Linked DNA regions of Homo sapiens: region 2 is linked to region 1. A link is a loop called in an ENCODE intact Hi-C map of the cell type or tissue named here. Cell type or tissue: CD14-positive monocyte. All regions are shown on one strand. Each heading gives the region's core, and the rest is flanking DNA. Links, peaks and the distances in the headings are about the cores only. Region 1 overlaps WHRN (whirlin). Region 2 has its middle 12 kb from the start of ATP6V1G1.

What was found. Hi-C counts contacts between places; a loop is a spot of excess contacts. Peaks named below come from ENCODE experiments on the same cell type or tissue, not always from the same donor. Only the 100,000 strongest peaks of a DNase experiment are listed, where the experiment ranks them.
Region 2: a loop joins it to region 1, with 2.0 times the contacts of the local background. A loop is called at or near these places in 12 of 110 quality-filtered maps.

What each region holds. Positions count from the first base shown.
Region 1 is chr9:114,483,047-114,491,046 of GRCh38, forward strand. All of the region lies in intron 1 of WHRN (whirlin), which reads right to left. It overlaps LOC124902254 (a long non-coding RNA gene), which reads right to left. Exons shown (of 2, transcript XR_007061743.1): 2 at 7,929-8,000. Among named protein-coding and RNA genes, the nearest start is that of WHRN, 18 kb to the right of the region's middle. RefSeq lists an enhancer at 5,647-5,706. In CD14-positive monocyte, for the core only: CTCF peaks have their summits at 4,715 (motif pointing right) and 4,915; DNase peaks (open chromatin) are centred at 2,065 and 4,745; H3K27ac peaks cover 679 bases.
Region 2 is chr9:114,567,344-114,583,344 of GRCh38, forward strand. No RefSeq gene overlaps it. Among named protein-coding and RNA genes, the nearest start is that of ATP6V1G1, 12 kb to the right of the region's middle. RefSeq lists an enhancer at 15,869-16,001. In CD14-positive monocyte, for the core only: no CTCF peak of the experiment used is centred there; a DNase peak (open chromatin) is centred at 7,288; H3K27ac peaks cover 304 bases.

The DNA of each region.
Region 1 (8,000 bases), core at 1-8,000:
CTCTGAGATTAGAAACTCAGACAGCCACTCAAGCGTAGACCATTCATCTACCTCTGATAATGACTATTCTTTAGGGATAAATATGGGCTTTTTCTGGGTGTTGGAGAGCAAGAAAATCATCATCCTCTACTGCTTTTTTATATTTCTGGCGAAACTGATGATAAACAAGATTCCTGAGACAGACTTTCAATATCTACGCAGGCTCTTGGGATATGGTCTTGGTGCAGTGGCCATCAGAATCCTGCAGGAACAGCTCCATCCATTGCTGTTTAATGCCACTAAAATGTGTGTGGGTCATGCAGGGAAGGGGAAGAGGACGGTCTCTGCTCCTACTGCCTTCTTGTCTCCATTTCTACAAACCATTGCTTGCTTATTTTAACGGGCATCATTCAACAGGAGAGTTATTTCCTAAACAAAGCTGGTCATGTTTTTTCCCCTGTAGCCACCCTGCCAGCCTTTCAAACTCACCCACCATTGCTACCTTGATCCCTGAGGCTCAGGCCACCTGGGGGATCGCGAGATCCTCACCCATGGTTACGTGCACCAGACCACTCATTTTACTTCTCTCACCAGAGCAGCCTACAGAGTGAGTAGCCTCAGGCAGCAGAGCTTGAGCCTGTGAGACAGAGACCCAGCAGGTCCCTGTTGTGCCATTAGCTTGGTGGGTGTCCTAGGGTTACTTCTCCCCTTGCTAGGTCTTGGTTTTGCCCTCTGGCAATGAGCAGGTTGGACCTGTTTGCTAAGATCCTGTCCCAAGTTAAACTTCTATGTCTTTCTGATTCAGGGCTGTATTTAGAAGGAAAGACTGTATTTGCTCTCATGGTGGTCACAGGTCATTAAAGCAGAGAGATCAGGGGCTCTGGGACACCCAGGGATAACTCCAGGCAGGCTGAGGGTTGCACCTATGGGCACCTGACTTCTGGGCCTGGAAAACTGTCCTCAGTTTCTCCCATCCCAGCAGTGAGCACTTGAGCTATGCTGGCTGGTGTTGCTACCAGGTCACTGAACCAGATCCAGAGCCTGGGGGCTCTGAGGTTCCACAGGGTTTAAGAAAACACCAGAAGGACAATTGGAGCATCTCAGTTATGGCAGGATACGCACCCCAACTCGGCACTATCAGCAGCAGCAGGAGATTTTGACAGGACTTGAAGGCCAGAGGGCTGCCCCTCCGAGGCCACGGCTGTGTCCTTGCTCTTTGTAGGAAGCTGCCTGCAGGTGGTAAGTCACATCCAACACATCCATCTGCACGCTAGTGACTCTCCATCAACCACACCCCTCTCTAGCCATGACAGCTCCACAGGATCCACCAGTCTTCCTGAATCAATGGCATATTAGCTGTGCCACCTCACACAAGTTACCAAACCTCTCTGTTCTTCTGTTTTCTCTCCTGCAAAATGAAGATCACCATTCTCCTTTCTCTTTACTTAGAGGAGCCCTATTAGCACAATGCCTATCACTGAGGAATTCAATGAGCTACGGCTGAAAAGGAAAATTGCAAGATCTGGGGAGAGCCCACCGCATGCAGGGATGGTCATTAGAGTGCTGTGTTCCCATACCTGTTATCACGTGTTTACTGGTGAAACTTGACCCTGGGGCATTCCACCAACTCAAATCATAGAGAAATCTCGATCTGACCCAGCAGATGGCACGACTAAGATACTATCCATCACCAGATGACTATTCTGGCAGCACGTTATGATTATGGAAATGTAAATTATATGTGTATGTCTTCAAACTTAATAACTTGCTACTTGGATTAATGCTCTCAGGAGGCAAATTTGCCTCACTCAGCTCTTTGGAGCCAACTCTGAAACCCCAAAATCATAGACCAGGCTGACATGATTCTCTGCTTAGCAGAGGAGTGAGAAATAGACTGGAGAGGGTCACAGTGTAGGGGGCTAATGGGATGTGTTAACATGGCAGACGCACACATGCTTCTGTGTTCAAAACCATACACCAAAGGCAAGCATGGGGTGGACCTCAAGGTCACAAGACTATCAGATCACTGTGCTGAGGAGCACGTGCAACAGAGGTATTCCAAAAAAGTCTCAAGCAAGGACACGTAATGATGAGTCACCCAGCTTATTTCAGGGTGCAGACCTCAAAGGGCAAGGTTTTCTCTTTTCGGAAACAGAGACTCAACAACAGGAAGGAGAACTGGTCTAAGACCCATCTTAGTGACCCAGAAGGGAGGAAAAAATTATGCATGCCTGCTCTTCGCAGCCGCACCTTGCCTAGCTGGGGCTTTGTGTGTTCAGACACACCGGACAATGGTGTTGGCTCTGTAGATGACTTGCTGTGTGACACTGAGCCAATTGCCTAAACTCTCTGTGCCTGTTTCTATATTTAAAAAGCAATTGCTGGTCAGGCGCAGTGGCTCAGGCCTGCAATCCCAGCACTTTGGGAGGCCGAGGCGGGTGGATCACCTGAAGTCAGGAGTTCAAGGCCAGCCTGGCCAACATGGTGAAACCACGTCTCTACTAAAAATACAAAAAATTAGCCAGGCATGGTGGCGGGTGGCTGTAATCCCAGCTACTCAGGAGGCTGAGGCAGAAGAATTGCTTGACCCCAGGAGGCGGAGGTTACCATGAGCCAAGATTGCACCACTGCACTACAGCCTGAGCTACAGAGCGAGACTCCGTCTCTAAATAAATAAGTATATAAATATCAATTGTTGCCTGGGCACAGCAGCTCAGGCCTGCAACCCCAGCACTTTGGGGGACAGAGGCAGGAGGATTACTTGAGGCCAGGAGTTCAAGAGTAGCCTGGACAACATGGTGAGACGCCACAAAAAAAATTTTTTTTTTAAAATTTAAAATTATCCAGGCATAATGGTGTGCACCTGCAGTCCTAGCTACTCAGGAGGCTGAGTTGGGAGGTTTGCTTGAGCCCAAAAGATCGAGACTACGGTGAGCTATGATCGAGCCACTGCACTCCAGCTGGGGCAACATCGCAAGATTCTGTCTCAAAATAATAATAAAATTAAAAGCAACTGTTGAAAAGATTTAAGAAACTGTAAACTGCGTATACAGTACCTAGCACATGGTAGGTACTAAATGCATGCTAATTCCCTTCCTGAGGCTGCCAGTTCCTTCTCCCAAACAGAGGTCCCAGAAATTCTCTAAACCTCGAATCTATATGGACACAAACACGTGTCCCCCAACTTTCTTCTTTTTAAGAAACATCCTTCTTTAATCCACATTTCCTCGTATCTGCGCTGCCTTCAACACTCAGCTCCTTTCCCACGACCTCCAGAAAAGCTTCCCAGATTGTGGCTGACTCTGTCCTCCAAGAGCATCCAGCACACTTCTGTGATTGTGCTGCCGTCTATACCACAGGCTCTGAGTCACATTCGTGATCTTGTCTTTAAGACTACAAGACAAGTTCCTTGAGGCACATTACATGTTCTGTTTCCTTTAGAACCTCTCCCTGCTCCTTTTCACTCGTTTAGCCAACCATCCATTCATTCATCGTTGAACAAGATATTCAATGAGTTTTCTATATGCCAGACAGCCTCAGGAATCTGTTCAAATTAGGACACAGAGCAGTGCTCTTTCAGATCAGTAGTCAGGCAGTCCACACTTCTCCACTTTAATGTGAGCATAGACACATTAGATACACATGGAATTTGGAGAGACAAGTGAAGAAAGTGTGGTTAAGAGCCACAGCCCTGGAGGTAGGCTGTGGGAATTCCATCCTAGCTCTGCCACCTGCCAACAGTAACCTTGGGCAAGTTACTTACCCAATCTGTGCCCCAGCTTCCCAGGCAAAAAAAAAAAAAAAAAAAGAGAGAAATAACATAGGTATTATCTCACAGGGTAGTTCTGATGATTAAATTAGTGTGTGTGTGTGTGTGTGTAGAGTGTGTGTGTGTGTGTAGAGTGTGTGTGTGTGTTGTGTGTGTGTGTGTGTGTATATATATATATATATATATATATATATATATATATATATATATATATAATATATATAGTGTTTAGCACCTGGAACCTAGGTAAGAGATACCAAAAAAAAAAAAGAGAGCGAGAGTGAAAGAGATAACAGAGGTATTATCTCACAGGGTAGTTCTGATTATTAAATTAGTCAATATATATATAAAAGGTTTAGCACCTGGAACCTAGGTAAGAGATACCAAAAAAAAATTTTTTTTTTTTTTTTGTCTAACAAGAAATTCTGGGTACTGTAGAGAACTCAGTACCCAGAACCCAGAGTGGAAGTCTCAACCCACCACCCATGGTAACGACTGATATGTGTTGATGTCTGCCCTTCCTGACTTGCTCTTGTACTTTATAAACACGTATATATACATATACAAGCTTATCATCTGATTACATAAATCAACTCACAACTGAACATTTTCTGCTCCATCTTTTTTTCCACTAAAAATGTATTTTGAAGATCTTTTCTTACCAGTTCAATGACATAAAGCTCATCTCTTCCAATACTCCATCCCATTCCCTGGAAGGGACTCACCACTACCGAATTCTCATTCTCCTATCAATGGACATTTAGGGTGTTTCTCATTTTTTGCTAGCACCATCACCTGCGATGAACATCCTTGTATGTGCCATCTTGGGGCATTCATGCATCTAATTCCCTAAACTAGAGAAAAATGGAATTCCTGAAGCCATAGGCAGTGAGTCTTTATTCACAGACAATCACATTTCCTTGCCAGTGTCCCCTGGGGCATGCCTTATCCCTTTTGTAGTTCCTGTATCTACCTGCAGGGGGAAGCACTATGCCATCTGGGCCTACAGAGGACCTGAATTCCCCTGACAATGTGGACAGGGCTGGGTGGAGGCCTCGCAATGTCCTTCTCCCAAGGGAGTGCTCACTCTGGTGGAGAGATCCACACTCCTTCGTGCTTTCTTCCACAGTTTCCAAAAAGCTCCCAGTTTAGGCAGATCTTGGCTCTATCTTCCAATCATCTGGGGGCTAAATCTTGGGCCCTAAAGCACTGCAAAGCACCAAAATGAAAACGGTAACCTGGTGGTGTCTTAGGGTGCGAACTCCCTCAAAAGTGTTTTCCAGTGGAAGGTACAGTTGCTAGAAAGCCATTCTCAAACAGTGTTCAACCCCTTCCTAGCTATGAGACTTCAGACAAGTTACTTAACTTCTCTGGCCTCAGTGTTCCCACCTATTAAAAGGGGCCATAACGCCTATGCTCATGGAGCTGTCATGTAAACTGAATGAGGGCCAATGAGAAAATGTGCATAAAGCATCTTGCACTGGGCAGGGCGCACAGGAGGTGCTTGGCAAATAGTGGGTAGCATTAGTAACAGCAAAATTACAGCGATGATGCCACATTTTATTCTTCCCACTGCACAGATGAGGAAAGCGATTCTAGGTGGTGAAGTGTCTATGCACGGTCACAGAAGATAAAAGGCAGGGCTTTTATACCTCTCTCCTCGCTTCTCTCCATTGCCCTCTCACCAGCAGTTTAAGGGGATTCACACCCCCTTAAACACCAGGCCAATCCTACACCTTGGCCCAAGACAGACAGGGGAGGGTTTTTAAAAAGGACATGGGCCTCACAGGATGTAAACAAAAGAAAGTCCCTTAGGGTCTTGAACCCCGAGCAGGTGCTGTGTCCAGCCACATGGACTGGAAAGTCCCTTCCCATTTAGCCCTGCTTTGAGGGAGGACAGAAATTGGTGATGCGGACTCTGCCCCAGTAGCTTATTTTAATGTCATGAGAAAGTAAAACCCTAATTAGCACTCTGTCTTCCAAGCTCCTTCCATCTGTACCATTTTCATCTGTGTTAATTACCTCTTACAGGGACCACTAACTGCAACAGCTTCCCAGCCTCCTCTCTCAGCCCAGTCACTGCAGAGCAACCAGAGAATCCTTATAAAACATACGTGGACTCTGACCCTTCCCTGCCCCAAACTCTCCCCATTGCTTCTGCTATAAAACTCCCCACAGTGCATCTTGGGCCTGTGCGCCTGGTCCTGATGCCTGGCCAGCCTCATCTCCTGCCCTGCCACCTGAGCTGTCTTATAGGATCAAGTACTCCAAGCTCTTCTCCACTTCAGGCCTTTGCACGTGATGCTCTGTCCCTGAAAGTACATATCTCAACATACTTACTTATGCAAATGATTATTTTATTATCTACACTCTTCTCAGTTGACCAGGAAGGCAAGAAATTGTTGTGGCTTGATCAGAGATGTATCAATAAATAGAAAACATAGGAGATGGTAAGAGATTCCACATAAAGAGACAGTGAAGAAATGAAAGGATGCTTTCTTCTTGGAATTGAACACCAATAAGGAAATTTACCTCTCCTGAAGTTACCAATGATTTCTCTAGTAGAATGGAAATAATCCATTAATTTCTCCTTTTGCCTTGGTTGCTAGGGGGCTCAGAATTCAATTTCAATATAAATACTGTTCCTATCAAAGGCACCACACACACATACACACACACACACACGCACACACACGTACACACACACACGCACACACGCGTGCACACACACACACACACACACTTTCCAAGATCACTTCTGATTCCTCTACCTTTTTAATGAAGTGCTTTTCAGGTTAACTCACTCCATTACTTTTGACTTAAGTAAGAATCTTAATTATAAATGTATTAGTAAATAAGCAAATGAGATATGTAAAGTTTAAAGCGGGGGTTAAACTACACCATTCACATGGTAGATGCTCAATAAAACCACTGCTGAGTGAATAAACACTAAAATCTAAGCACATTTCTAGAATTAGATACCTTTTCTATGCAGCTGGAGATGGAGATCCTTTTTACAGATGCTTGGGCAATCATTCTGCTTTCTCCTCCTACCTCTCTCCCTCCACTCTATAGAAAGGCTCTGCAGCTACTGAGTTTGGTCTAAGAACACATGTCATTTGTAAACATTCTCTTAAACAAAAGTCCAAAAATTGTTATTCTTATATTATTTTGGAATGATGACATAACTGGGCAATGGTGTGGTAAGAATTCTGTTTCTCAAAGAACTGTGGCTTCACAGTAGCATCCTCAACATCTGTGTGCTCATCAGGGAGCCAGGACCCGCGACACAGCCATGCCACGACACGGTCCATCTGCTCCGGCTCTGTGCGGCCACCTCGCTTCCTTGCGCTGCTGCATCCCAGGGTAAATCGAGTGGACCACAGAGCATTGGTGTGAACTCATCCAAGACCCCATCCCTGAAATGCAGCCCAACATAAGGATCATTAAACGCAATGACAACATACGTCAAAAAGAAATGCAAGGAAGCAGGTGATTCGACAATTGAGGAAATGTGAATACACAAGGATAAAGGCCAGGGGAGATGGCAGAGAAATGTATGATGTCCAGTTAGAAGGATGGGAACGTGGGTGTCTTCTCCCCTTTTCTGGTTTTCTTTAGTGCTATTTAGATATGCCTTTAATTTGGGCCTCACGAAGTAGGTTTTTAAAAACCAACGGCTGGATAGGAGAGTATTTAAGGAAAGAAGAACATTTAAAGAAAAAGTTTTTTTTAAAAAAGATATAAAAACCAACTGTTCATTCCTTCCACCCTCTTTTAAGAGTTTGACCTTCTCTGAGGGTTCAATGTAAGGATGCAGAAGGAAACCTTTGCTTCCATGCTGCGAATGCCGGGATCTCAGAGGCTGGAAGAAAGACCTGACATTTTAAAGTCCCTGCTCTCCACTGTCATTGCTTCTAAATGTTTGGGTGAGTTAAGGCTGTGTGAAAAGAAAAAAACATAAACCTTCAAAGAGAGGGATAAAATCCTGACCTTGGGAATAATGCTACAAGAAATTTGCAACAAAGTGACAGATAGGCTGTCCACCCCTTTGCAAAACAACTCATAAGGACAGAACAGATTCCAGAAAGATATTGATTCCTCTTTAATGCAATTCTTCAATTATCCTCAAAGCCTGGCTTTTAGTCTGTTATAATTTAAGTAAATTGCTTTATAAATGTTCTTTTAAGTTTTGTCTGTTTATTCTTTTTTTTTCTTTAAGGAAGAACAAGATTCTCAGAGTCATAAATAT
Region 2 (16,001 bases), core at 3,310-11,309, 88 kb after region 1:
TTTTTTAACTAAGAGCAATGATACTCCAGGAAACCCTTGCTGCTTTAAACATAGAGAACTAGTTTTGGGTTTTGTATCAGTATATTCAATTTTCAGAAAAATTTATAAACAATTTCCTTCTAAATTTAGCCAACTTGATTACATACAAAATTTATTTCATAAGATTCATGTTTCACAAACCTTTTGCAAGTTGCTCAAACCTCTTATGGCTTGCTTAGGCCTAATTTTGTTTTAGACTTTCTTTTTTAATATTGGAACAAATAATTATTCTACCTTAGGACAAAAATTTGCTTTTCTTTTTCTTTATCATTTTTACCACACAAGATTCTTTCTCATACAAAGTTATGTATCTTTTTCATCTTTCTTACCAAAGATACCTTCTCATATTTATAATTTTCTTTGCATGTCTCTTCCTACTTATTGATTTCTTTGCCTTGTTTTTATTTTCTTCTTAAATCTATATTTTGAAACCACCTTTAAATAATGTCTGAATTAGATATAATTATTATTTTTAAATTAAAAACATATATTCATGTTCTTTTTTAAAACAATTTTTTACTGGCTAGGTGCAGTGGCTCACATCTATAATCCCAACACTTTGGGAGGCTGAGGCAGGAGAACTGCTTGAGCTCAGGAGTTTGAGACTAGCCTGAGTAACATAGCAAGACTCCATCACTACAAAAAAAAAATTTAAACAATATTAAAGTAGCCTTATTCATCAAAGAATTACACAAAGATAATTTTGCTTTTAAGGCTGGATTTGTGGGTCTATGACCTTAGAACATCTAGCGGAGACAAATATAGAACTTTCTGACCAGTAAACTCAGGCAAAAATTTATGCTAAGAATTCTGAAGACATTTTTATTTTTATTTTACCAACAATTTTTTTTTTCTTTTCTTTTTTGAGGTGGAGTTTCACTCTGTCACCAAGGCTTGAGTGCAATAGCACGATCTCAGCTCACCGCAACCTTCACCTCCCAGGTTCAAGTGATTCTCCTGCCTCAGCCACCTGAGTAGCTGGGATCACAGGTGTGTGCCACCATGCCCAGCTAATTTTTGTATTTTTAGTAGAGTTGGGGTTTCACTATGTTGACCAGGCTGGTCTCAAACTCCTGACCTCAAGTGATCTGCCCACCTCGGCCTCCCATAGTGCTGGGATTACAGGTGTGAGCCACCATGTCCAGCCTATTTTACCAACAATTTTAAGATTAGTTTACTTACAAAAGATTTACCCACCAGGCGTGGTGGCTCACGCCTGTAATCTCAGCACTTTGGGAGGCTGAAGCAGGCGGATCACGAGATCAGGAGTTCGAGACCAGCTTGGCCAACATGGTGAAACCCTGTCTCTACTAAAAATACAAAAAATAAGCCAGGAGTGGTGGCGCATGCCTGTAATCCCAGCTACTCGGGAGGCTGAGGCAGGAGAATCACTTGAACCCAGGAGACGGAGGTTGTGGTGAGCAAAGATTGTGCCACTGCACTCCAGCCTGGGTGACAGAGCAAGACTCCATATCAGAAAAAAAAAAAAAGTATAGATTTATGTTCATGTGAACTTAAAAGCATTTGTGTTAATTACTATATTTCTAATAAATTACTTTTTAAGCACTTAATTATTTTCCTTCAAGCCAATTAGAGATCTCTGTAAATTTAAAATAATATACATAAAATATGTAGACACAAAAACGTAAAAACATATAGATGAAGAAAAACAAAAAAATTATAGTTTTTACTTTAAAATTCTAATCATCACACAGTAAAACAGTAATAAACTTGTCAGCTTATAAAAATACAGTTGGATCCAAATTATATCCCTAACAAAATGGGACAAGTTAGGGTCATGTTCATATGGCTAAACTTGAAAATTTTTATTTGTCCTGAGATGTAATATTATGAAGGCTGTGAACCAAATTTTGGGCAGTTTCCATAGCACTTTGGTTTTAAAAAGGCTTTTTTTTTTTAACCTTCTCCCCCCCTTTTTTCAGTTTCAAATGAGTTGTTCTAGTGAACTCTTGGATGTTTATATTTCATTTAGGGGTTGGAGGAAAAATGAAAAGCTCCAAGCAGCCTTTAGTGAAAGATTTATCTTGGCTGGGCGCGGTGGCTCACGCCTGTAATCCCAGCACTTTGGGAGGCAGAGGCAGACGGATCACAAGGTCAGGAGATCAAGACCATCCTGTGAATGGTGAAACCCCGTCTCTACTAAAAATACAAAAAATTAGCCGGGCGTGGTGGCGGGCGCCTGTAGTCCCAGCTACTCGGGAGGCTGAGGCGGGAGAATGGCGTGGACCCGGGAGGCGGAGCTTGCAGTGAGCCGAGATTGCGCCACTGCGCTCCAGCCTGGGCGACAGAGCGAGACTCCGTCTCAAAAAAAAAAAAAAAAAAAGATTTATCTTAATACAAGTGAAAAAATTAGCAGATTCAGAATAAACAACAACAACAAAAGTACATAGAGCGATCAGAAGCCTCTTCATGCATCCAACGTTTAGACTGCTTAACTCTGTAGTTGAGGTTTTCTGAGAAAAACAAGTTTAGAAAATTCAAATAATTCCCATAATGGCCATAAATTATCCTTGGTATAGATTGCCCATCAGTTTAAAAATGTGCATGAGATTAGGCCATCAATTTTGAATATCTTTCCAGCTGGAATGCCATCCCAGAAAGTCTGGCATGCCTAGAATTTTGAGAATCCTGTCCAATTTTTTATTAATCTTTTGAGAGCAGAAGAAACCCCTATAAGCCCTGCTGGGAATGTCAGGGGCTTGGACCCGTGTTTTTTTTTTTTTACAGTGTACCTGGCACAGAATACTTTTTTTATACCTGGCAGATGGCCTTTATCCGAAGTTGTCCAACCTGTGACCAAGTTTTTCCTAGTCACATGGCAATTTTCTTGAGACTGGCAGGCACCCCAGTAATAATCATACCTGTTTATCTTAACATGGGAGACTTTTTCTTCAGGGACAAGAGTCCCTCATAGATGGTGGCAACTACCCTAGTGGCTTTTATTTTTTATTATTTTGAGACGGAGTTTCGCTCATGTTGCCCAGGCTGAAGTGCAACGGCACGATCTCGGCTCACTGCAACCTTCATTTCCTGGGTTCAAACGATTCTCCTGTCTCAGCCTCCCGAGTAGCTGGGATTACAGGCATGCACCACCACACCTGGCTAATATCGTATTTTTAGTAGAGATGGGGTTTTGCCATGTTGGCCAGGCTGGTCTTGAACTCCTGATCAGGTGATCTGCCCGCCTCGGCCTCGCAAAGCGCTGGGATTACAGGCCTGAGTCACCACGCCCAGCCCCTAGTGGCTTTTCATTGGCCCACCTGTGCCCACCACTTAGAATGTTTATTTTTTGCCCTCAGAAAATGTTCAGAAACAAGCAGGGAAAAATAAAAGAACCCCCAAATCATTTGCAGATACACGTAACCAATCCAAAATGATATCAAAGTAAGACAGCCTCAAAAATTTTAAGCCAGGTGTGTGGACCACAGGAAATATTATATCAGGCATGCAGAAAAAAACAAAAGAGAATTCACCGGAAAAGGGGTGCCTCACAGAGAGAACATAAATTCTGTACAAACCAGACTTTGCTCTGTGATGATGCTATCCTCATAGGACGTGCTTGCCAGAAAAGACAAAAGCCTTTTATAGTCCCAAGAAGGATGCAAGGTCATTTATTAAGGAGGTCTTGGCCGGGCGCAGTGGCTCATGCCTATAATCCCAGTACTTTGGGAGGCTGAGGCGGGTGGATCCCTTGAGGTCAGGAGTTCGAGACCAGTCTGACAAACATGGTGAAACCCCATCTCTACTAAAAATACAAAATTAACCAGGAATGGTGGCGCATGCCTGTAATGCCAGCTACTTGGTTGGCTGAGGCAGGAAAATCGCTTGAGCCTGGGAGGTACAGGTTGCAGTAAGCTGAGATCGTGCCATTGCACTTCAGCCTGGGGAACAAGAATGAAAGTCCATCTCAAAAAAAAAAAAAAAAAAGGCCTTATTACCAGACCAGACCCCAAATAAAGTCAAAGAGCTTCTACAAAAAAAGAGGGAGGTTCAGCCTGAGAGAAGACTCACCAGAGGCTGGGCATGGTGGCTCATGCTTGTAATCCCAGCACTTTGGGAGGTTGAGGTGGGTGGATCACTTGAGCCCTGTGGAAACATAGAGAAACCCTGTCTCTACAAAAAAATACAAAAATTAGCCAGTTGTGGCGGTATACACCTGTAGTCCTAGCTACTTGGCAGACTGAATAGGGAGGATGGCTTGAGCCCAAGAGGCAGCAGTTGCAGTGAGCCAAGATTACATTACTCAAGGTGATCTTGACGTAGGTCTCACTTCTAACTCTAAGTCAGGGGTGTCCAATCTTTTTCTCTTCCCTGGGCCACATCGGAAGAAGAAGAATTGTCTTGGGCCACACATGAAATACACTAACACTAACAATAGCTGATAAGGTAAAAAAAAAATTGCAAAAAAATCTTGCAATGTTTTAAGAAAGTTCACGAATTTGTGTTGGGCCACATTCAAAGCTGCATACATGCGTGATGAGAACTCTCCCTTCATGGCCTTCCCCAGCCATATGTTTGGGTTTGACACAAGTAACTCCATTTGGATTCTGAAAACTTTCACACTTCTTTTTGTTTTGAGATGGAGTCTCGCTCCGTTGCCCAGGCTGGAGTGCAATAGCACGATCTTGGCTCACTGCAACCTCTGCCCCCCAGGTTCAAGCGATTCTCCTGCCTCAGCTTCCCAAGTAGCTGGGATTACAAGCGCCTGCCACCACACCCGGCTAAATTTTGTATTTTTAGTAGAATCGAGGTTTCGCTATGCTGGCCAGGCTGGTCAAACTCCCGATCTCAGGCGATCTGCCCGCCTCAGCCTCCAAAAGTGCTGGGATTAGAGGTGTGAGCCACCGTGCCCGACCTAACTTTCACACTTCTTATAGTAAAAGAAGAAAAAAAACTCTGCTCACATCATTTTTTACTTCTGACACCAAATGTGTGTGGGGTTTTCCTTCACTTTAAACAATTTAACAGCTCTCTGGCCACCATCTGGGTGTCTTACAATACAGTTATGACGCTATCCACCTAGAGTCAGACCTTAACCACAGGTTAAGGTCTCAGTCCCAGCAGACTGTCCCCTACTTCAGATATCAGTTGAAAGTAGTGAGTTCCCAAGTTACTCACTCCTCTGTCCAACGTGGCTACAACGTTTCACCAACTTCACCAACTTGGAAGCTCTCTGAACCTTTTGTTTTTTATTTATTATTTATTATTATTATTTTTTTTTTGAGATGGAGTCTTGCTCTGTCACCCAGGCTGGAGTGCAGTGGCGTGATCTCGGCTCACTGCAACCTCTGCCTCCTGGGTTCAAGCGATTGATTCTTTAGCCTCAGCCTCCCGAGTAGCTGGGACTACAGGTGTGCACCACCATGCCTGGCTAATTTTTATATTTTTAGTAGAGATGGGGTTTCACCATATTGGCCAGGCTGGTCTTGAACTCCTGACCTCGTGATCTGCCTCGGCCTCCCAAAGTGCTGGGATTACAGGAGTGAGCCTCCGTGCCCGGCCTGATGCCATTTCAAACAAGGACCTTTTCATTGATGTTTAGTATGAGAGATTCTTGGGACCTGAGATCTTTTTTTTTTTTTTTAAATCCAGAGTTTGCTAATCCAGACTTCACACAACCTACCCCGGAAGTTGTAGATGAAGTAATTCAGGATTGTCCTGTGAATGTCAGACATCTTCCCTGCAAGAATATTGTCCTCTCTGGTGGTTCAACTATGTTCAGGTACTTTGAATATTGCTTATGAGAGATTTGAACTCTAAGATGCCAGGAATTAAGTGAGGAATTGAGTAGCAGTAGATTGAGGCCAAAACCTATTGATACACAAATCACTACACAACACATGTAGCAATACAGTCTGATTTGGAGGATACATGCTGGCGTCTATGAGTACGCCATGCCAAAAAGGATTATGAAGAAACTGGACCTAGCATTTCTCATCACAATCCAGTGTTTGGAGTCCTGTCATAAAACTGACCTCATAGTTATTGGGGTTAGAGAGGTGGGGAAGAGATCAGCTTTCTGATTACCTGTTTTTTCTGGATGGCTGGTTTTGAGGTTTTATACCTGGCTGGAGGCTGGGTGCAGTGGCTCAGGCCTGTAATCCCAGCACTTTGGGAGGCTGAGGCAGGTGTATCACCTGAGGTCAGGAGTTCGAGACCTGGCCAACATGGCGAAACCTCATCTCTACTAAAAATACAAAAATTAGCCAGGCGTGATGGCGCACACCTGTAATCCCAGCTACTCTGGAGGCTGAGGCAGGAGAATTGCTTGAACCTGGGAGACAGAGGTTGCGGTGAGCCGAGATCATGCCACTGCACTCCAGCCTGGGCAATGAGTGAGACTCCGTCTCAAGAAAAAAAACAAACAAAAAAAACTGGCTGGAAACAGTAAGATTAAACATGATCATACAGGCGTATTTTTGTAAGTATACCACCATGCAGATGTAGAAGACAGCGAAAATGATTAAGTGTATTTCTTCAGACAGAATATTTGAATTTTATGTGTAACAAAAAAAAAGTGGGTTTTAGTTCTTTCTGAGCCTTGATATTTTTAAGGAATTGTTTAAGATTTGATGGGTTTTTTTTTTTTTTGGTGTGTAGATAGTTCCATGATGCTTGAATTGCACACACCTCTACATGTGCAATGCAAAAGCTTGTTTATATTTCATACTGTTTATACTTTGAGAAAAAAATTAAAAGAAAACCTGTGATATTTGAAGGGGGGAAGTGACCAAGTAAAGGATAAATTTTTAAAAATAGACTTATGAGGGCCAGATGCGGTGGCTCATGCCTGTAACCCCAGCACTTTGGGAGGCCGAGGTGGGCAAATCACGAAGTCAAGAGATCGAGACCAGCCTGATCAACATGGTGAAACCCCGTCTCTACTAAAAATATAAAAATTAGGTGGGCATGGTGGCGGGCACTTGCAATCCCAGCTACTCGGGAGGCTGAGGCAGGAGAATTGTTTGAACCTGGGAAGCAGAGGTTGCAGCGAGCCAAGATTGCTCCACTGCACTCCAGCCTGGGTGACAGAGAGAGACTGCCTCAAAAAAAAAAAAAAGAGACAAAATGCATAGGAAAATTAAGGATAAGATTTTATTAAGGCTATTGCAATAGGGAGAGCCATCTAGATGTGAAGATCAAAGTATTCTGGCAAAGTAGCTTTGCCTTAGACCTTTATAGTTAGGAATGGGCAAGTCACAGTTGCATAAGGAACAGTTAGAATGGTTTTGCAATCAGGGGAAGTCTCTACCAGCTGAACAGAAAATGTTTACTTTTGTCTCTAGTTTCAGGGGGACAGGCAATTCTAATCTTAATTGCTCATGAAAAAAGGAACTCGAAGTTGAAGGGTCTGCATTTGACCTTGTCACAAATACCTGGAAGTCATCTGTGAATCCTATAGAAGGGAGTCTTATCTAAATTAGTGGAGCCTGGAGCAGTGGCTCACACCTGTAATCCCAGCACTTTGGTAGTTCCAAGGTGGGCAAATCACCTGAGGTCAGGAGTTTGAGACCAGCTTGGCCAGCATGGTGAAACCACATCTCTACTAAAAATACAAAAATTAGCTGGGCATGGTGGCACACACCTGTAATCCCAGCTATTCAGAAGGCTGAGGCAGGAGAATCGCTTCAACCCAGGAAGCAGAGGTTGCAGGTTGCAGCCAGCCGAGATCGCTCCACTGCACTCCAGGCTGGGTGACAAGAGTGAAACTCCATCTCAAAAAAAAAAAAAAAAAAAAAGAGAGACCTCCATCTCTACAAAAAATTAAAAAGTTAGCCAGGTGTCCCAGCTACTTGGGGGCAGAGGTGGGAGGATTACTTGATCCTGGGAGGTAGAGCCTACAGTGAGCTATGAATGCACCACTGCACTCCAGCCTGGGCAACAAAGTGAGACCCTGTCTCAAAACAAAAACAAAAACAAAAAACAAACATAGAAGAAAAAGAAATAATTAATTAATTAATTAATGGGAGGAGCCAGTGGTTCTTACAGGTAAGCAATTTCCAGGAACACAAAAGGATGAGGGGAGTGTGAAAAACAAAAGGTTGGGAGATGTCTTAACTCTTGCCGTTTTCCAGGAGCATAGGGCTTAGGTAAAGTTCAACGTTGTTAATCTCATGAAAAAAGTGTGAAAATTAAACAAAAAGGGGCACACACACATAGGCTCTGGCTCCCTGCATCGGAGATGCCAGAAAGAGCAATCTCTTAAAAGGCATTCCTGCCATTCTCCTGCTGCCCTCCCATTGCTTGCTTGCTTGCTTGATTTATTTACTTTATTTATTTATTTGTTTATGATGGAGCCTCACTCTGTTGCCCAGTCTGGAGTGCGTGGCACTATCTTGGCTCACTGCAACCTCCACCTCTCGGGTTCAAGCAATTCTCCTGCCTTGGCTTCCTAAGCAGCTGGGATTACAGGCGCCTGCCACCATACCCAGCTAATTTTTGTATTTTTAGTAGAGACATATTTCATCATATTGGCCAGGCTGGTCTCACCTCCTGACTTCAGGTATCTGCCCACCTCAGCCTCCCAAAGTGTTGTGATTAGCAGTGTGAGCCACTGCACCTGGCCCCCATTGCTTTGAGATAAAGGCCAAAGTCCTTAGCAAGGCCTCCAGGCCCCACTGAGCTGGCCCCTGCCTACTTCTCCGGCCTCACCTCAGGGCCTTCTTCCCCTCTGTCTGTGCACTCCAGCTTCACTGCTCTTTCTGGAACACTCCATTCTCTCTTTTGCCTCAGGGCTTTTACTCAAGTTGTTCTTTCTGCCTCAAAAGCTCTCCAACCCTCCTAACCTCAAACCCTACCCCAATGTGGACACCTCAAGCTTGGTTAGTTACCTCTTCCTCATTCTTCAGTCTATATTGTCACCTGAAGAGTGATGAGGGTCACAAATTTCGAAGGCAGGGTTCTATTTCTCATAAAGGGTTGCAGCCTGCAAGTTGGGCCATTCTTTTTTTTTCTTTTTGTGACGGAGTTTCGTGCTTGTTGCCCAGGCTGGAGTGCAGTGGGGCAATGGGGCGATCTCAGCTCACTGCAACCTGTGCCTCCCAGGTTCAAGCGATTCTCCTGCCTCAGCCTCCCCAGTAGCTGGGATTACAGGCACCCGCCACCACGCCTGGCTAATTTTTGTATTTTTAGTAGAGACGAAGTTTCACCATGTTGGCCAGGCTGGTCTCGAACTCCTAACCTCAGGTGATCCACAAGGTGGCCATTCTGACAGGTTGGGAAGCATAGCCTGTGACAGAAGATGGGGAACAGGAGCTTCAAGAATGGGAAGTGTAGAGGCCGGTGCAGTGGCTCACGCCTGTAATCCCAGCACTTTGGGAGGCTGAGGCGGGTGGATCACGGGGTCAAGAGATCGAGACCCTCCTGGCCAACATGGTGAAACGCTGTCTCTATTAAAAAATACAAAAATTAGCTGGGCATAGTGGTGCATGCCTGTAGTCCCAGCTACTCAAGAGGCTGAGGCAGGAGAATCGCTTGAATCCAGGAGGCAGAGGTTGCAGTGAGCTGAGATCATACCATTGCATGCCAGCCTGGTGACAGACCGTGACTCTGTCTTCAAAAAAAAAAAGAATGGGAAGTGTAAAACAGAAATTTATGCTGAGCTGGTTGGCTGAGTATACATACGCAGTAAGCTATAGAAGGACTCATGAATATTTATGAAACAAGAAACATGCACATGTACAATTGAACTTCATGCCTCTTCATGGGTTGCATGTTCCAAAAACTGCGACATTAGCATGATCTGAGGGAGGTGTTTTCAGCCCTCTGATGTCAAAAGGTGAAGCAGAGGACACAGAGCTCACTGTCCCTCACTGCAGCCTCTATACCCTGCCCAGAACTGCTCTATGGTTGGTGACCTCTTAACAGGAAGGAGTGCTGGTCAGTTGCTGTGTGGAAACTGCAAAAGAGACGGGGAGTCTGGTCACGGCCTCAGGTGATTGACTAGAGGTGATAAAGGAATGAATTCTTTGTTTCTTGTTTCCTTTTTTTCTGTATTAATGTTATTTTTAAAATTTTTCTGTAGAGACAGGATCTCACTATGTTGCCCAGGCTGGTCATGAACTCCTGAGCTCAAGCAATCCTCCCAGCTAAGCCTCCCAAAGTGCTGAGATTACAGGTGTGAGCCACCACGCCTCATCTGTTTCTTGTTTTCTAGAGCTGCTCTCTGCTTATTCCTTAGGAAAGAATTCTGGCTGAGGTTAGTAAGGAAGGGGCCTCCTGAGGTGTGTCTGACCTCCTGTCCCAACATGACTGGGAGCTCAGCATTTAAAGATTTTCTGGGATCCGGTTGGCCAAGAGGGGGCCCATTCAGTTGGCTGGGAGGTTTAGGATTTTATTTTTATTTCTCATGATCAAGTTACTTTGTTAAAAAACCCTTGGATATCAAAATTCTGTTTTCTAGAGTAGCATCAACAGAAATATAATGCATACCACATGAGTAGTAATAAATTTTCCTGTTGGGCACATTTTTAAAAGTAAAGAGAAAAAGTAAAATAGATTTTTTTTGTTTTAACAATGTTTTATTTTTAATTGTAGTAAAATATAATATAAAAGTTATCATCCTGACCATTTTTAAGTGTACAGTTCAGTAACATTAACTGCATTCATATAGTTGTGGGATTAAACTCCAGAACATTTTCATCTTACAGAACAGAAACTGTCTACATATTAAACAACCCCTGATTCCTTTCTTCCCTACTCCCCCATCACCCGCCTTGCTCCTGGCAACCACCATTCTACTTTCTGTCTCTATAAGTTTGACAATGCTAGGAACCTCTTATAAATGGATTAATACAGTATTTGTCCTTTTGTGACTGGCTCATTTCACTTAGCAGAATGTTCTATTGTATGCATATATGTATATATATGTAGCTATCGAGCGCTTGAAATATAATAAATATTATTATATACATATATTGTGTTTAAATGTTAAATATATTATTTACATAATATAAATATAATATTAAACAATATCTGTAATAATTTTTTTTTTTTTGAGACAGAGTCCTGCTCTGTCACCCAGGCTGGAGTGCAGTGGCACCATCTCAGCTCACTGTAACCTCCGCCTCCCGGGTTCAAGTGATTCTCTTGCCTCAGCCTCCTGAGTAGCTAGGATTACAGGCGCACACCACCATGCCCGGCTAATTTTTTTATATTTTCAGTAGAGATGGGGTTTTGCCATGTTGGCCAGGCTGGTCTCAAATGCCTGACCTCAGGTGATCCGCCTGCTTTGGCCTCCCAAAGTGCTGGGTTTACAGGCATGAGTCACTGCACCCAACCTAAGAGTTTAAATATCTTAAATTTAAATATCTTTAAATATCCTAAATAAATTAAACACTTCATTCCATAAAATAGAATAAGTGTTCCAATGAGCCGAGCAGAGTCTCCTGACCTCGTGATCCACCCACCTCGGACTTCCAAAGTGCTGGGATTACAGGTGTGAGCCACCGCGCCTGGCGGATTGGTCATTTCAAAGTTCTCCTCTGCAAGGCAGGCACAAGGAAACAGAACTATAGAGAAATAAGTGATTGTTTTTTAAATTTCCTTTTCCTGTTTTTTTTTTAATTTAAAAACAATTTTTAGACTTCTACTTTTTATTTTATTTTTTTAGAGAGACAGAGTTTTGCTCTGTTGCTCAGGCTAGAGTGCAAGACTGGAGGCAAGACTGGGCTAAAATCCAGCCCATACTGTGACCATTTGGCCCAGAAGGTGCATCTTTTTAAATTTTTTTTTTTTTGAGACGGAGTCTTGCTCTGTCGCCCAGGCTGGAGGCCAGTGGCGCGATCTCGGCTCACTGCAAGCTCCGCCTACCAGGTTCACGCCATTCTCCTGCCTCAGCCTCCCGAGTAGCTGGGACTACAGGTGCCCGCCACCACGTCTGGCTAATTTTTTCTATTTTTAGTAGAGATGGGATTTCACTGTGTTAGCTAGGATGGTCTCGATCTCCTGACCTCGTGATCCATTTTAATTTTTTAATTTTAAAAAATTTTTGAGACAGAATCTTGCTCTGTCACCCAGGCTGGGGCACAGTGGCATTATTTCCGCTCACCGCAACCTCCGCCTCCCAGATTGAAGTGATTCTCGTGCCTCAGCCTCCCAAGTAGCTGGGATTGCAGGTGTGCACCACCACACCTGGCTAATTTTTGTATTTTTAGTAGAGATGTGTTTTGCCATGTTGGCCAGGCTGGTCTCAAATTCCTGAGCTCAAGCGATCCTCTTGCCTCGTCCTCCCAAAGTGCTGGGATTGCAAGTGTGAGCCACCACACCCAGCCACAATTACCTCTTGAAGCCACTTGCTACATAGTCTCTAGATCAACTGATGCCAAGTAGTCACCAAATGCCATATGCTGGATGCCATATCCCATACCCTATAGCTCAACGATGTCTAGCTGTTATAGTAGCTAGTCAGGCACACATGAGAAGACTAGACTGCAGTGGCTCGATCATATGGTAAACTATATATATACATAGCCATTCTTTTGGTCTAAGCTTCTGTACTAGGCCCCAGCAGACCAGACTAAAAATCAAAATGGAATCACTCAGGCTGAGGTTTCCATGCCACCAAACCAAAACTAATTTGTTATCTGACCTTCCCATAAATCAAGAGAGAGATAACAGCCTAACTTCCTGAACAGGCCAGTTTCAATTGGCATGATAATGAAGTTCTCTCTGCTTTAATCCTTAACAAAAAAGTAAACTGAGGTAAACTGATGTTAACCAATCACTTGGTTGGGCATGGTGGCTCATGCCTGTATCCCAGCACTTTGGGAGGCCAAGGCAGGTAGATCCCTTGTGTCCAGGAGTTTGAGACCAGCCTGGGCAATATGACAAAAGTACGTCTCTACAAAAAATACAAAAATTAGCTGGGTGTGGTGGTGCACACCTGTAGTTCCAGCTAATCAGGAAGTTAAGGTGGGAAGATGGCTTAAGCCCAGGTGGTCAAAGCTGCAGTGAGCCAAGATCACGCCACTTGTCACACCTAGTGCCAGGGAAAGGCAGTCTCCCAGTAGTTAGAAAAACCAGATACTAGTGATGAACAGCCTTCCAAGTTGGGTGAGTGGGCTCAGACATTCACACTAAGAGGCAAAATGGCAGAGTTTAACTGGTATATGACCTTCTAAGAGTATTTGACTAAGGGAAGAATGCCTCAAGTGAGCATGCATATAACTCCCGTAAACACGCTGCGCACGCAGCCCCTCTGAAATGCTGGCAGGCCACTGTACATGCGGACAGCCCACTCCAAGGGAAGAAGAATCAGGAGAGAAGTAATGCAAGACCCCAGAAAAATGCCAACATATAAAACCTCAAGTCAAAGGTCAAACTACACATTTGATCTCTCAAGTCACCCACTTGGCCCTCTTCCAAGTGGACTTTCCTTCCTTTCATTCCCACTCTAAAGCTTTTTAATAAACTTTCACTCCTGCTCTAAAACTTGCCTCAGTCTCTCACTTTGCCTTATGCCCCTGGGTCAAATTCTTTCTTCTGATGAGGCAAGAATTGAGGTTGCTGCAGAACCCTACAGATTCACTGATTCACCGCTACTAACATAGCCAGTTGCTAACCAATGTCATCTCTGTAAACCAGTGAGAATTCCTGTCAAACAACTTTGCATCAGCCCACTTCTTGCTTTTAAAACCCTGTTTAATAACAAAGGCCAAACAAAGCACTCTCCCAGTCAACTTGGAAGTGTGTCCTGGGCTGGAGTCCTCAAACTCTGCCCAAATAAATTCTCTGTATTAATTTTGCCTTAGTTTCTTTCTTTAGGTGGACAGGATGTTGAGAATTAATGGATGTTGAGAATTAATGCATAGCTAACCCTTCCTCTCCCTTGATTTATATGGAAGATAATTACTGTTAAGTAAAAATTATAGACGAGCCAGTCATGGTGGCTCACCACTGCAATCCCAGCTCTTTGGGAGGCCGAGGCGAGAGGATCGCTTGAGCCCAGGAGTTCAAGACCAGCCTGGCCAACATGGCAAAACCCGTCTCTACTAAAAATACAAAAATTAGCCAGATGTGATGGTTTACACTTGTAATCCCAGCTACTTGGGAGGCTAAGGCATGAGAATTGCTTGAATCTGTGAGGTGGAGGTTGCAGTGAGCAGAGATCACGCCACAGCACTCCAGCCTGGGTGACAGAGCAAGACTCTGTCTTAAAAATTAAAAAATAAATAAATTAATTTAAAAAATAAAATTAAAAAGATGCTCCTTCTGGGTCAAATGGTCCGGGTATGGGCTGGAATTTAGCCCAGTCTTGCCTCCTTATGCAGTAAACAGCCTATCCCACCATTTGCAGTGGCACTGCAGAGTCTCTGGAAGGAGTCCCCTTGTCTAAGGTGACCTTTCATTGACCAGATACACTAGGTCATTTCTTATCTTCTGTGGTGAAGTCCCCAAAAGCCAGTGGGAACTCGACCCCTGCTGGTGTCCAGGTTTTGTCACTGTCATGAGAAGGAATTCAAGGACTAGCAGAAAAATAGTGAAAGTACTGAGATTTATTGCAAAGTGCAGAGTACACACTCAAGAAAGGGAGGTGCAGGTGTTCTCAAGACAGAGAGCTATGCCATCGGGTTTGGGGTTTCTATCTTTATGGGTTTCCTTAGCCAAGGGGCAGAATATTCATGAAGGTTCCTGGAAAAAGGTGAAGATTTCTCAGAACTGTTGCTGCCCATTTTTTTTTTTTTTTTTTTTGAGACGGAGTCTCGCTCTGTCACCCAGGCTGGAGTGTAGTGGCGCGATCTCGTCTCACTGCAAGCTCCGCCTCCCGGGTTCACGCCATTCTCCTGCCTCAGCCTCCCGAGTAGCTGGGACTACAGGCGCCTGCCACCACGCCCGGCTAATGTTTTGTATTTTTAGTAGAGACGGGGTTTCACCATTCACAGGATGGTCTCGATCTCCTGACCTTGTGATCCCCCCACCTCGGCCTCCCAAAGTGCTGGGATTACAGGCATGAGCCACCGCGCCCAGCCTTGTTGCCGCCCATTTTTACACCAAATATGGGTGTTCCTGGGACTGTCCAGGTGCTGGTGGGTGTATGATTTGGTATGTTAATGAGCGTATAATGAGGTCCTAGGAGAAACCTAGGTCAAATTCAGCCCCAGATTGGGTCCAGTCGAACTTAGCCAGCTTGGCCTATACTCTGATTTTTCAGGGTTTTATCAACCCCTAGCTTATGCATCCATTTCAAAAGTTGCCTTTTATTAGTCATATGAATCTGCTGCCTAGAATTTTCCTTTTTTTTTTTTTTGAGACTGAGTCTTACTCTTTTGCCCAGGCTAGAGTGCACTGGCATGATCTCGGCTCACTGCAACCTCCGTCTCCCAGATTCAAGTGATTCTCTTGCCTCGCCCCACTAGTAGCTGGGATTACGGGCACATGCCACCATGCCCAGCTAATTTTTGTATTTTTAGTAGAGACGAGGTTTCGCTATGTTGGCCAGGCTGGCCTCGAACACCTGACCTCAGTTTATCCACCCTCCTCGGCCTCCCAAAGTGCTGGGATTACAGGCATGAACCACCGTCCCCAGCCTGCCTAGAATCTTCTATTCTCCTGCCACTGCCCTGTATTATTCTTGTGTCAACATGGGGTCCAGATATCTAAATTCTTGTGAGCAGTGAGTACATTGTAAGCTAGTTACATGTGTTAACTGATTTAATCCTCACAATAACATTATTATACTATTATTAGCTTCATTTTTTTTTTTTTTGAGACAGGGTCTCACTTTGTCACCCAGGCTAGAGTACAATGGCGTGATCACAGCTCACTGCAGCCCTCAACTCCTAGGCTCAAGCAATCCTTCTGCCTCAGCCTCTGGAGTACCTGGGACCACAGGCATGTGCCACCATGCCTGGCTAATTTTTTGAATTTTTTGTAGAGAAGAGGTCTCACTATGTTGCCCAGGCTGGTCTTAAACTTCTGGGCTCAAGCTATCCACCCACCTT